Linked DNA regions of Homo sapiens: regions 1 and 3 are each linked to region 2. The links are chromatin contacts, found by Hi-C in ENCODE. All regions are on one chromosome and are shown on one strand. The core of a region is the stretch at or near the end of the contact, and the rest is flanking DNA. Distances in the headings are between cores, read along the strand shown. Region 1 overlaps LOC105372049 (a long non-coding RNA gene). Region 2 holds the start of RNF138 (ring finger protein 138). Region 3 holds the start of DSG2-AS1 (DSG2 antisense RNA 1).

Evidence for each region. A loop is a pair of places that touch in the nucleus more often than their neighbours do. Pooled maps may share reads with other maps.
Region 1: a loop to region 2 is called in a map with no recorded cell type, with 4 times the contacts of the local background. The contact joins the enhancer-like site here to the promoter of RNF138 in region 2. A Hi-C loop is called at or near these places in 1 of 168 maps with a recorded cell type or tissue (Caco-2), 4 of 37 single-sample maps with no recorded cell type and 3 of 50 pooled maps.
Region 3: a pooled map shows a loop between it and region 2 (3-fold over the local background). The contact joins the promoter of DSG2-AS1 here to the promoter of RNF138 in region 2. A Hi-C loop is called at or near these places in 4 of 50 pooled maps.

What each region holds. Positions count from the first base shown.
Region 1 is chr18:31,231,061-31,236,000 of GRCh38, forward strand. All of the region lies in intron 1 of LOC105372049 (a long non-coding RNA gene), which reads left to right. Among named protein-coding and RNA genes, the nearest start is that of DSC1, 71 kb to the left of the region's middle. Within about 2 kb of position 2,676, at least 2 of the 41 ENCODE cell types and tissues checked have a DNase peak (open chromatin) inside an H3K27ac peak, as active enhancers do.
Region 2 is chr18:32,089,069-32,093,867 of GRCh38, forward strand. RNF138 (ring finger protein 138) reads left to right here and starts at 2,806. Exons shown (of 8, transcript NM_016271.5): 1 at 2,806-3,167; 2 at 3,632-3,818. The coding sequence starts at 3,709. LOC124904278 (a long non-coding RNA gene) reads right to left here and starts at 2,877. Exons shown (of 2, transcript XR_007066327.1): 1 at 2,787-2,877; 2 at 2,207-2,434. It also overlaps a transcript of RNF125 not described here. RefSeq lists an enhancer at 2,505-2,554 and a silencer at 3,225-3,644.
Region 3 is chr18:31,554,769-31,559,027 of GRCh38, forward strand. It overlaps DSG2-AS1 (DSG2 antisense RNA 1), which reads right to left and starts at 2,143. Exons shown (of 6, transcript NR_045216.1): 1 at 1,195-2,143.

The sequences.
Region 1 (4,940 bases), core at 1,426-3,925, 860 kb before region 2:
AAAAAGAATTGAGCCTACTGATCTCTTAAGAGATTCGATTTTTTAGAACTTTCGTATATCAGAATCTCAGCCAGGCATGGTGGCTCATGCATATAATCCCAGCACTTGGGGAGGCAGAGGCGGGCGAATCACCTGAGGTCAGGAGTTCGAGACCAGCCTGGCCAACATGGCGAAACCCGATCTCTACTAAAAACACAAAAAAATTAACCGGACATGGTAGTATGTGCCTGTAGTCCCAGCTACTCGGGAGGCTGAGGCACCACTTGAACCTGGGAGGTGGAGGTTGCAGTGAACTGAAATCATGCCACTGCACTCCAGCCTGGGTGACAGAGCAAGACTCTGTCTCAAAACAAAACAAAACAAAGCAAACAAAAAAACTTCACTTAACAAGAGTTGGCAAAAAGATCAATAATGAAGTAAAAGGTATCTGACCTGTTAAGTCACTGTCATGAGATCAATGAAGTTAAAGCTCATGCAATTCATGCTTCGAATTTTATATCTTCCTTCAGAAACTGTTTACTTTCAGTTTTCACACTTTTAAGTGTTTTATTAAATCACTTTCAAATCCAGTGATGATTAGAAACAGCCAAATAGGAAAGAGAGTTAAGCACACTGCATATAAATAAAACAATGACTATTCATAATGTTGATCCTGAATTATTAACAAAAGGAGAAATTATATTAAGAGAATGCAATATACCTTTTCAAGATTTTCATCTAATATTTTTTATTTTAATTTTTGATTTCTATCTGAAAATTGAGCCTGACTGAAACCTGTTCTTTTCATATACCGTATCCCTGTATGTTAAAATTCTCTCTTGCAAATAATCAAATTGTCAAAAAATGTAACTAAAAAAAAATTCTTTTCCATTATATTCATGCAATAAATTTAAAAACTGCAACCTAGAATATTAGCCTGTGAACCTAAGCTTGTATATTAAACTATTACCATATGGAATAAAAACGTATAATTGGGTGTTTAACAATGGGTGTTAAGGCCGTATTATTAGCACCAATCATAGTCTTTCTATTTCACTGTTATTTCCACAATATTCTGTTAGCCAATTTAATCTTTATTCCTACTAGAACAAAAGAAAACACATTGGAGATTAAAAGAGAGAACAAAGGTCGTCTGCAAACTGCCTGCTCTCTAGCCCCTATCTTTTATGCCAGGTTATGAGGGCAAGGAAGCGGGTAGTGGGAACAATCCACATAGATTAGGTCTCTGTCTTTGGCTTGCATCAAAATCATCTGGAGAATTTATTAAAATACACCACTGAGCCACAACTCGAGAGTTTCTGGGTCCCAGACCTGAGAAATCTGTATCCTAAGCAGAGATGCTCCCCACACACCATGGCACTGGATGGTTGGGTAGCAGAGGTCTCCTGAGCCTGTGTACAGTGCACGAGGATCACATATGCCCCAGATGATGTGTAGCCAGGATGCACGAGCCAGCCAACCCAGTCTTCTCCAGCTGATGGCCATCTTATTGCTCAGTGCCTGTGTCAAATGGGTTGCTAAATATTTTTTATATCACCCCTGTGCTTACTCTGAATGCTTCAGTAAGAAAACTCTTAAAATTTGCAACATCCAGGGAAACAAATAAAAATTAGCTACTAGATGGAGGATAGCAGCCTTATAGGTTTTTTTTTTCATAGAGAGGGGTAGAATTTATAGCAGATAGGTTAATAAAAATTCAACATGAATAAAACATCTGCTTATCATGTAAAGTAGTTTCAAGCCACCTCAAAATATATATGCTTTTAAGTGGAAGTAATATCCTTGCTGTAATCCACATCCCCTAGGTCTGTTTCCCTATCAGATTGCTATTCTAGCCCTTCCTGTGTAGATGCTCTGTCACTGTCCTTGTAGAGAGCAGTCAGGCCTGGGTCTCTGACAGGAAGAGTTGTCTTAATGGAAGTCAGTGTGTACAGACCCTGCACCCAGTGGCTCACGCCTATAATCCCAGCACTTTGGGAAGCTGAGACAGGTGGATCATTTGAGCCCAGGAGTTCCAAACCAGCCTGGGCAACATGGCAAAACCTCATGTCTACAAAAAGTACCAAAAAAAAAAATTAGCCAGGTGTGGTGGTGCATGCCTGTAGTCCCCGCTGAATGCGAAGATCATCTGAGCCTGAGAGTTCAAGGTTGCAGTGAGCTGTGATTACGCCACTGCACTCCATCATGGGTAACATAGTAAGACTCTGTCACACACACACACACACACACACACGCACACACACACACACACCAAGTAAATGAATGAGTTATGGATTACACCAATAAAAGCAGTTTAATTTGTGGAAGCAACGAACAAGTAAACAGCAAACTAGAATTACAAATGCTGCATGTTTTATTTTCATTTTGTTATTGGCCATGATTTAGTTCATCTAGAAACAATTTTAAAATCAAGCAGAGATTTCAGCACTTATTCATATTCTTCATGTATTGCTATGAGAACATCTTTTTTCTCCTTAATAATCTTCCCCTTAATAATATTCTATCTACTTTCAGAGAGAATATAAACTTGAGACTGCAATTACCAGAAAACACTGCTATATTTTTCAGGGCTACTTTGTGCCCCATGTAGGTTATACTTACTGCTTATTCTGAATATGGCAAAAAAAATGACATAATGAGCAGATTTTTTTCAGGGCAAGTCCAACAACATTTTCCAGCATGGGCCAGATTGGACAAGGACTGTGGTAATAAGTAACCTGTGAAATAACAGAGGGAAGTCATGGAGATTGGAGGTTGGAATTTGGCATGGGAATAAAGAGGAAAAGCTTCACATAAGGGGAGCACTTGGCAAGGCTTGGAAACACAGCAGAGAAGAAAGAAGAGATCAAGATGATTTCAAGTTTCATGCATGCACAGCTGGAAGAGCTGTGAAGTCACTGAGATGGCTGTCTGCGGCCAGCCCACCTGAACGTGCTAGGTGCTGTCTGTGACCAGAGGAGTTAGGAGGTGCGAGTGCAGTTTTCTCTTCTGAGTGTGGTTGACCTTGTATTGGGACAGAGTGTGCTGGGGTGACAATATCACCACCAACAGAAAGGTGCAAACACAAGAATAGTAGCAAGATAAGAGGGCATGATAGAAAATGTTTTTGTGAATCTTTGGCACAGAAGTGAAAGTTGACACCACAAGCTTGAATGACAGTCCCAGAAGTGAAGGAAAAGGTGAACAAGAGAGCAGGGACTGAGCCAGTGGGACTGACTATCAACATGACAAATCTCATTTGGCTTTGTTTTAAATTGCTCTCCAGTTCCATATGGATTTTTTAAAGGAAGGATGAGTTGCTTTTGACCAAAGTCATACAGTACAATTTGTAAATATGGGCTTATTATAGATAGAAAGGTAAATTGGGTTAGAACTAACACTTTTTTGGTTTTCAGTATTTTCATCTTATTACCAAATATTCAACAGTCATTAAAACAATTTAAAAGAAAGCTTTGGACAAAAGTTTAGGCATTAAATTCCCTAAGTATGAGTATCTTCTAGTTCACATAAATATTTGCAAAAGAATTTTTGTCATTTTCTTGGTCCTTACTAAGCACCTCTTGTTTTAAAATATCCAGAATGAACACTTCTATCTCAATATACTTTAAAGAAGGTAATTTGTTAAAAAAAATTAGGAATGATTATTAGGGAGAAAATAAATATTCTCAATAGCAATACAAGAAGAATATGAATGAAAGCTAAAATCTCTGCTTGATTTTAAAATTGTTTCTAGATGAACTAAATTGTGGTCAATAACACAATGAAAATATAATATGCAGCATTCGTAATTCTAGTTTGCTCTTTATTTGTTCATTGCTTCCACAAGCATAACTGTTTTTACTTGTGCAATTGGTAACTCATCCATTTACTAGCACATTCAACATTATTAAGGGCCTAAAATGTGTACCAGACACTTTAATCCCTGCTTCAGGGAGCCTACATTGTTAGGAACATAAGTGTGAGCAAACTCATTAGGTAAATCCAGATGATTTAAGTAGATTGGTCAAACTATGAAAATATCTACATGACAGAACAAAGTACAAGTATCTGTTCCTTTTTAAAAATATTTTCTTATACTAATTAACATACCTTAGAATTTACATTGGGCACTTCTATCTGTCCTTTATTAATTTCAGCATCATGTGTTATTGATAGTGAATACATTTGAGAACTGCACTCAAACACTTGTGTCTATCAAACTTCTGAAACTACTGCAAAAATATGTGCTTCATCTCGCTGTCATCAAAATAAAAAAAGGAATAGCCCTTCTCTGAAAGAAGTTTAATGACCTAATAATTTGTTCCACCTCCAGTGTTTCCCACTGTGCTTACCTCAGAAAACCTCATTTTGATCACATCTTTTTCAGTGTCTATGAAGTTCATTATTTGTTGGTTTGTGTGTTCCTCAGGATTTTAAAAAATCATTTTGAATGATCAGTCTTTTTGTTCCTCCATATTATTCTATATCCTGAAGTCGTTTTGTAGTTATAGCACTTCAACCATCTTTAGCAAGAGAACTCTTGGGGAGGGAGTTAATGAATAGCTAAAATTATGTATGTTTTTTCCTGAAAAGAGTATTCAATAGTTGATGAATGATAAAAAACTACTTTGCCATCTAATATACCTTTGTTTGTAAGAAAAATAGAATGTGATAATATTTGATAATGATTTAACTCAGAATAGTCACATTATTTTTAAGGAGCATGAAATATCTATTCAGACACACATACATTACACATACACACTCTACCCTACTCCCTTGAAAATACCAGTCAACATTTTTTCATTTTTGTTTACCAATCTGTGGTGAGAGAACATAAACTAATATAGTGCTGGCGTAAATAAACTTGATTTAGGATGTAAAATCTGCCATAATGTTGTGCACCGATGTCATCTAGTAATGACTTTTGTGTTCACCACCTTCTTACTTCCAGTGGTGGA
Region 2 (4,799 bases), core at 1,556-4,055:
TAAGGAATTGGAAGGTGATCGTGGCAGGAATCAGAAGGTTTTACAGTGTTGGTGAAGCTAGGACATATCTCAGGGCCTTGGCCCAGCTGAGAGACAGGTCCGAGCAATCTTCATCAGCAAGTTTCAGCAAGAGAACACCCAGGACACATTACATCTCAAGGAGCAGAGAAAATTAGTCTGGCTAAAGAAAATCCGGCAAAAATGCAAAAGAGAACTTGCAGATTTCAGGAGCCAGATTCCCCTATAGTGCCTTGAGTTCATGTCAGCTACCCATCATCCTCCCTTCCCTTCTCCCAAATGCCATTCTGAGGGAAGCCCACTGAGAGGGACTGACTGGTTTAACCCAAACTTAAAGGAACTGTTTAAATTATTGCAGCACAGTTTACCAAATCGGTCTACATCTAGGGTTTTCCCTTCTAATGACCAAAGGCTGAGGACATTTTATTTACGCAGCTGAATGTATTTTGAGTAAATCTATGACATTCTTATAAAAATATCAAGTAGCTTTTCACCAGAAATGTTGCCAAGAAAGAAGATTGTGTCATTGGTAATTGCAACTTATTTTTTTAAGCTTAACTTTCCAAGGGTATCTATATTTTTCTTATGTCCAAGTTTTTGCTGGATTTCCACATATTGCCAGCTATATGCTTACGTGTATACCGAATGACTTATTAGAATATATGGGGGAGTGATACAAATATGTTTGGATTAGACATAAGTAAAGCTGCCGTTGCAGAGAAAGAATGAAGCAAATAAAATTAGGGTCACAAAATTAATGTTATGGTTAGATATTCCCAATGAATAATGGGAAACACTATTATACAGAAAATACACCTTACTTCCTAAATGGTCAGAATGAATGAAATGAGTGGAATTATCAAAAAAGTAAAATGTAGGCCAGGCACAGTGGCTCAGGCCTGTAATTCCAGCACTTTGGGAGGCCAAGGTGGGCGGATCGCTGGAGGCCAGGAGTTCGAGACTAGCCTGGCCAACATGGCAAAACCCTGTCTCTACTAAAAATGCAAAAATTAGTTTGGCATGGTGGTGCATGCCTGTAATCTCAGCTACTTGGGAGGCTGAGGCAGGAGAGTTGCTTCAACCTGGAAGGCGCAGGTTGAAGTGAGCTGAGATCATTCCACTGCACCCCAGCCTGGGTGACAGAGTGAGATTCTGTCTCAAAAGAAAAAAGAAAAAAAGTGAGTTTTCTTCTCTGGGCTGTTAAAAATTTGAACTCAAAGAACCATTTTATAAGTGAATGTGAAAAGCACCTGAACTACTGCTATTAGCTGCCCCTCTCGTCACGTGCTCTTCCTCCTTCCAGGAAATCTGAAGCTAGTATTAGCTTTCTTGTCTTGCTTCCACTGCGCTTGCTGCTAAGGAGGAAAAGCAACAAAAATACAAAATATAGTTTGGTAGAGGGAATTAGCTATTCATTGGACAAATTATTATTATTCTAGGAATCAATGCTTTTGAGATGTACATTAAAACCCATTTCCTCCATAAAGTTTTCTGTTAACTCTATATATTTCTAATCATTCCATTTCCTATCCTCATTATAGCCATCGTTTAATGCAAAATTTAATACTTTGGCAAATACCATTTTTTCTCTCTCATTCTGATAGATATGTAATAATGTAAACAGGTTGAGAGCAAAGTTCATGACATCTGCATAACACCTAACAATGCCAATGTCAACATAGACAATAAATGGCAGAATTGATTTAAATAGTCCCTTAAATGGCTTCTGTTTATTCATTTAGACCATGGGGGAGGGTTTTAACAAAGGATGGTAATAAAACCTTTCTTTTCTCTGAAGCTAATTGTAGATGCTGTATAATGTTCCAGATTTTCCTTAGCTTCTTTCACGTCATTGTGGATCCCATCTTATCGATTTATCCTTTTTTTGTTCTTCTTTTTTTTTGAGAGTCTCACTCTGTCGCCAGGGCTGGAGTGCAGCGGCGCGATCGCGGCTCACTGCAACCTCTGCCTCCCGGGTACAAGCGATTCTCGTGCCTCAGCCTCCCGAGTACCTGGGATTACAGGCTCCCACCACCATGTCCGGTTAATTTTTGTATTTTTAGTAGAGATGGGATTTCATCACGTTGGCCAGGCTGGTCTTGAACTCCTGACCTCAAGTGATCCAACCGCCTTCGCTTACCAAAGGGCTGGGATTACAGGTGTGAGCCACCGCGCCCGGCCTTTTTTCTTTCTTTTTTTTTTTTTTTTTTGAGACGGAATCTCACTCTGTTACGCAGGTTGGACCATCTTATAGATTATCAATTGTACAGATAATTGCACTCCGGCCTGGGAGACAGAGTGAGTACCTGTCTCAAAAAATAAAATAAAATAAAATAAAATTAAAAAAAACACTTAAATTAGTGAATAACCTTGGTGAAAAGCCACGTCCATGCTTCTACGGCATTTCTCTTCAAAGCTAAAAAAAAAAAGAAAAAATCAAAAATCAACCCAAAGGTGTAGTAGAAGACTGCATCTGCGACCGTATTTAAGCATCGGTCATGCTGTTAAAGGAGAAAGTGGACATCCTCTCAAGGAAACTTTAATCCTGCCCCCAAAGGATTAAAATCCCGTAACAAATATTTGTTTATAACACATCTTGACAAGATCAAAACATTCTGGTAGGGCAAATAGTAAAGACTAAATCTTGAACATTGACGAAAACTTCCTGAAAGGCCCAATGTATTTGACAGGAGAGGTAACTGGGGTCCCGGGCCTAGCGAGGCGGGGCGGGGAGGCGCAGGTGTCACCGCGGGCGCCCAGCTGCTTACGTCACAACCCGCGGAAGGCGCCGTGCGCCGGTTGCTATACAGGCCGCACTTCACACCCCGTGCCTCCCCGCCTCTCCTGGCTCCTCCGCCCAGATCCCCGGCGCTCCCGCGTTCGGTGACGGCCGGGTAGGCTGTAGGCAGCGCAATGCCAAGACAGAGCTGCTGGCGGCGGCGGGCGAATCTCCCTGCACCATGAGCCTCGGCTCCGGCCCCGTTAGGGGCCGATAAGCACAGCGCACGCCGCCCTCCATTTGCCCCGGGGCCTCGGCTGCGAAGATAGCGGCGGCCGGACAGGAAGCTCGAGGAAAGCGCTGGGCCGGGTCTCTACGAACACGTGAAGGAAAAGCAGCTCCGTCCACAACGCCGCTTCGGGGCTCCTAGGTGAGAGTCTCCCCGGCGGAAGCGTGGAGGGGCCGGGGTGCCGGGAAGCGGGGCGGGGAGGAAGCCGCGGACACGGGCTGGGCACTCGGGGCTCGGGGTCGGGGTGAGTAGAGGCGGAAAAGCAGTGAAAAGGGAGGCCTTGGGCGAAGACGGGGGCTGAGGGCGGGGCGCGAGCCCGCGCCTGGAGCCCGGTGAGGGCGTGGCCTAGAGCGTGAGGCCGCGTCCTGGGGCGGGGTGAGGGGCGAGCGGGGCGGGCCCACGGCATGCTGCGAGCCCAGCCTCCCGCCAAGCACCGTCCCCCATCCAGCCCCCTGTGGGAGGAGCCGTGGGAGGGGTCGCCTCTTGCCCGGCGCGTGCGGCAGTAGCGTCTCTGCGTTCGGCCCCGCCCTACCCAGGGCCCCGCCCCCTTCCTGGCGCGCGCTGTATCCTGATGCGATCCCCCTCCCCCCTCCGGGTTCATGTAGGGAGTCGGGCCCCGGGCCGCCACCGTCACCTCGGCCGCTGCCGCTGTCGCCATCGCCTTGTTTCCCCATCCCCCGCCATGGCCGAGGACCTCTCTGCGGCCACGTCCTACACCGAAGATGATTTCTACTGCCCCGTCTGTCAGGAGGTGCTCAAAACGCCCGTGCGGACCACGGCCTGTCAGCACGTGTGAGTAGACGCCCCCTCCCCCTCGCGGAGCCGGGTTGTCGCTTAGGCCCGGCCTCCGGCCCGGGACCCCGGGCTGCCGCCTGGCGGGAACCGAGCCCGCCGCGGCCTGCCCGAGCGTCGCTGCCCCGCGAGGTCCCGTTCCCCGCCCCTCAGAGTCCCGGGGCGGCCTTTTCCTCAGCCTCGGGGCCCGCTCCCCGCGTCCAGCCCCCTCAGCCCAAGCTCCCGCTCTCCCGCTCTCCCGCTCTCCCGCTCTCCCGCTCTCCCTGGCTTTCGCGCCCCCGGGGCAGTGGCCAGGCCGTTCCCTGCGGCGTCTTCAGGCCCCGGAGGCCCCTGTCGTCTCCGCCAGGCCCGGGAGGAATTGCAGGGATCTTGGAGCCTTTTTGTTTCTTAGCAACCCGGGTGAAGGCTGGGGTGTCGAGTGTCAAAAGCGGCCGGCGGTGCTCGCGCGGGCCCGCTCGCCCCGCGACCTGCCCTGCTTTCAAGTTTCCTCTTTCAGAACCTTGGTCCGTCCCCTCGGTCCAAGAGCTCTTCTGTAACTTCCCCTCAACCCTGCTTCACAGAACACCCTCGAGAGCGTTTTGTTTCGTTTCCAGTCCACTATGTGTTAGAGGGATCTAGAATGAGTTTTCTTCTCTGGTCTCTTAAAACTGACAGGATTTTCGGGCATTGAAATGAGCGTTCCCCTTTGTTTTACCTTTCTGCTTACTTATTACTTGATTAATACAAGGGTGGAGAGGAGAAAGGAAGACTTCTGTTATGAGGAATGAGCCGAAATTGAGATGCTACCCAGGGTGGGGGAGAACACAAAGGGGTTGGGTGAGATAACGCATGCGTTTGATTGGCAGGCATATTTACAAGAACTTTGATAAAATTTTATGGACAGCTAGGGTGTGAGTAAGGGTTGGAAAGAGCCCTTGTTGAGAAGGTGTATAGCCCTTCTGACAGACCTGACTGATGATCAGAGTCCCCGGGGAACTTTTT
Region 3 (4,259 bases), core at 893-3,392, 530 kb before region 2:
TCCCTCTGTCATGCATCTCTCTATAGAGCAACTCCCTCTCTGAGTTCCTGGACCCACGCTCTCTCCTTGTTCCTTTAGGCCTATTAGTAGTGGTTGCTTCCTTCTCAATTATTACCAGACTTGAAACGGTCCCCCAGTGTTGACGAGGATTGCATGCTGAGTTCTGAACAGAAATATATTTGTAATTAAACATTAATCAGGCTGCACTTTGGCCCACTTCGTTGTTGCTAAAAGTCAGGTAGCACCAGGTACTGACCATTTGCATTTCCATTGTTCCTATAGATAGGATCTCTGAAGTTAGGGTCATAAAGCTGTTGAAGAATTGATTTGCATCCCGCATTGTTCCCCTGTGTACTGTCAGTGGGTATTGAGATAAATGAAGGCAGGAATGGGCCTTTTTGATGTTTGTCACCTCATACTTACTCCAGTATCAACCAACAAAAGAAATAGCTGGTGACTGAATGAACAGAGGGCCAGTCATAGGAAGAATGGTGAACTGTGGTGGGAGGAATTTACCTGTCTCAGAGGGTAAGGGTTTTTGGTACATTTAAGCAGGACAATTGCAAAAATCCAAACAAAATTTTCAGACTGGTTTTCTAAACCTGCACATGATTCATTTAACTGACAACATTTAATCTGCTGCATCCCAAGCCCAAGTTAGTTCTCATTGTTAAGTCTGAATTGATGGATTCTCAATGGGTTTGAGGGATTCTGAGGAAAACTACAGAGGTTTCAGTGCAGGACACGATCTATTTGCAATGGTTCAAAATCTCTTTCAGTTCCTATATTCTGGTTACTTGGATTGTTGGAGATTTTACTCACTGTATTAAAGATCTGTTTTATTCTTCTTTCTTTTTACCCGAGGCTATACATTAAGACGTACCCTATATGTTCCCCTGCCCCTCGTCTACAGCTTTCAGCTTCTTCTAGCAGGAAGTTTGGTTTTGCAACCCCTCTTGAGTTGGACCCTTCTAAAGTAATCTTGAGTTTCTCATTCCAGCCTCTCCAAGGACCACATCTATTGTTTCCCTAGTTTACATGGGTTCTTTTTCAAAGAAAAACACTGGATTGGGATACTTCAATGAAAGAAGTTGGAAAACGCACAAAATACAAGCATCTTAAATGCTTCTAGATATACCCCAACTAGATGTACCAGGTTGAATTGGCTTAGCAGTAAACTATATGTATGCTCACCTAGTAATAATCCATGTGTTTCTACACTTAAGAGATCCTCTGGACTACAGAAATAAGATGGAACAGAAGCACTGTGGCATAACTATGAGTGTTATATGCTTTATGGCCACAAGATGGCACTATGCACGCAGTAAAAGAGGCAAAGTCAATCTATCAAAGCTAGGAAGAAAAAAAAAAATCAAGCAATTTAATAAGTTCGTGAGCAACACAAACTTGCAAAGGCCAATTCCTTCCTTCACTAATTGTGACCCTCTCAGATAAAGTGTGATACGCTTCAGAGTTGCCTGAGAAACGAGACCTGGATTACGGAAGTCTAATAAAACCCATACCACTCTTTGATGGTGAAATACAAAATGTCTTTCTGAAGGTCAGTCATGAGCCTTTGGTTCTATCAAAAATGCTGCACTTTGGAGGAAATGACGCTGGCCAATGGATTTACGAATAACACACTCAGCCTGCTGTGGGCTATCTTAAAGAATAGATGTTGACTTTTTCTGAAATATTAGATTCAACTAAGCATATGTTGAATTCTCACTATGTGCAGAGCCCTATTTAGTGGCTTTAAAATTACTCAAAGATGAGTAAGGCCCAGACCTTGCCCTCCAGAGGCTCACAATATAGTGGAGGAAGTAGTTACAAACAGCTTATTCTGAAAACCAAGACACTGTAAAAAACAACATATCAAAGATAGAAAGAAAATGCCAAGGCTGATTGGAGAGATTAATTCTTCTTTTGATTAATTTCTCTTTGTCATTCCCAATTCCTCCAAGTTGAAGGGGAAAGGGAATGTCTAGGAGCTCTTCTTAGACAGGTGGGCTTTCGATGAAAATTGGAAGTTAATATAGTTAGGATACGGTCCCCTCCAAATCTTAGTTGAAATGTGACCTCCAATGATGGAAGTGGAGTCTGGTGGGAGGTATTGGATGATGGGAACCGATCCCGCAGGAACGGATTCGTGCCATCCCCTTGGTGATGAGCCAGTTCTCGCTCAGGTCGTTCACGCGAGATCTGGTTGTTTTTTAAAAGCGTAGCCCCTCTCTCCCCTCTCTCTTGATCCTGGTCTCACCATGTGATACACCCACTTCGCCTTCCGCCAATAATTGGAAGCTTCCTGAGGCCCTCACCAGAAGCAGATGCCAGCACCACACCTCTGGTTCACCTGCAGAACCGTGAGCCAGTTAAACCTCTTTTCTTTATAAACTACCAGCCTCAGGCCAGGTGTAGTGGCTCACACCTGTAATGCCAGCACTTTGGGAGGCTGAGGCAGTCAGATCACCTGAGGTCAGGAGTTCAAGACCAGCCTGACCAACATGGCGAAACCCGTCTCTACTAAAAATACAAAAATTAGCCGGGCGTGGTGGCGGGCGTCTGTAATCCCAGCTACTCAGGAGGCTGAGGCAGGAGAATCGCTTGAACCTGGGAGGCAGCGGTTGCAGTGAGCCAAGCGCGCCACTGCACTCCAGCCTGGGCGACAGAGTGAGACTCCGTCTCAATAAATAAATAAATAAATAACCAGCCTCAGGTATTTCTTTATAGTAATGCAAAAATGAACTAATCCAGAGAGTAAGTAAACAGGAGGAAGGACCACCTAGATCAGAAGCTTACCTCACACAGGTGAGGGTGGCTAGCGGGTAAGGGATTAGAGGCGGTGAGCACAGCAGAAGGTGTGGGTGAAGAGGCAGGTACAGGCCACCCTGTGGAGGACTTGGAACAGCAGCTAAGGCTGTGGGACCAGACTCTTTATGCAGTAAAGAGCCACAGACAATTGTGAGCAAGACACCTTATAACCAGGTTTTAGAAAGAATCCTCAGCTGGAAGGAGGAGATTCTGCAGGAAGAGGGTGGGGGAAAGTTGAAGTTAACTCCAACCAAAGTCAACCTTAAATATTAACCTTTTTTTCTTCTGACTTTCATTGACTTTTCCGTGCATTTTCAGTGCCCTTTTCTTGCTGTAAAGTAAATTTTAAATATTATGTCAATAGGTCACAGAGGCAACAGACAGGCAAGGTATGGTTATGAGAAAAACATTTCCCTAAACAAAATTAGAAGACAGCATTTGATGAAAGATTTTTTTCCTAACTTGTGAGTTTGTTTACATAAAAACACTTACAAAATTAGTCAATCAAAATAACATGGAGTCATTTACTTAAAGAATTCCTTACGTTTAAAAATAAAGTACTTGAATATGGAATCAACCTAAGTGTCCATCAACTTAAGTGTCCAATTTAATCCATCAACTGGATTAAAAAACTGTGGTACATATATACCACGGGATAATACTCAGCCATAAAAAAGAATGAAATCATGTCTTCTGCAGCAACATGGATGGAATTGGAGGCCATTAACCTAAGTGAAATAACTCAAAAACAGAAAGTCATTTGAGACCAGCCTTACCAACATGGAGAAGCCCCATCTCTACTAAAAATATAAAATTAGCCGGGTGTGGTGGTGCATGCCTGTAATCCCAGCTACTCGGGAGGCTGAGGCAGGAGAATCGCTTGAACCTGGGAGGCGGAGGTTGCGGTGAGCCGAGATCTCACCATTGCACTCCAGCCTGGGCAACAAGAGTGAAACTCTGTCTCAAAAAAAAAAAAAAAAAAAAAACCGTATGTTCTCACTTATAAGTGGAAGCTAAACAGTGGGTACACGTGGGCATACAGAGTGGAATAATAGACACTGGGGACTCCAAAAGGTGAGAAGGGAGGAGAAAGTAAGGATTGAAAAATTACCTCTTGGGTACAACGTTCACTGTTCCGGTGATGGGTACACTAAAAAGCCTAGATGTAACTGTTATGCAATCCGAGCATGTAAACAATCTGCAGCCGGGCTTGGTGGTTCATGCCTGTAATCCCATCACTTTGGGAGGCCAAGGCAGCAGGATTGCTTGAGCCCAGGAGTTCTAGACCAGCCTGGGCAACATAGTGAGACCTCGTCTTTACAAAAATTTTAAGAAATTAGGTGGCCATGGTGGTGTACACCTGCGGTCTCAGCTGCTTGGGCGGCTGACATGGGAAGATCACTAGAGCCCAGGAATTCAAGGCTGCAGTGTGCCATGACTGTGCCACT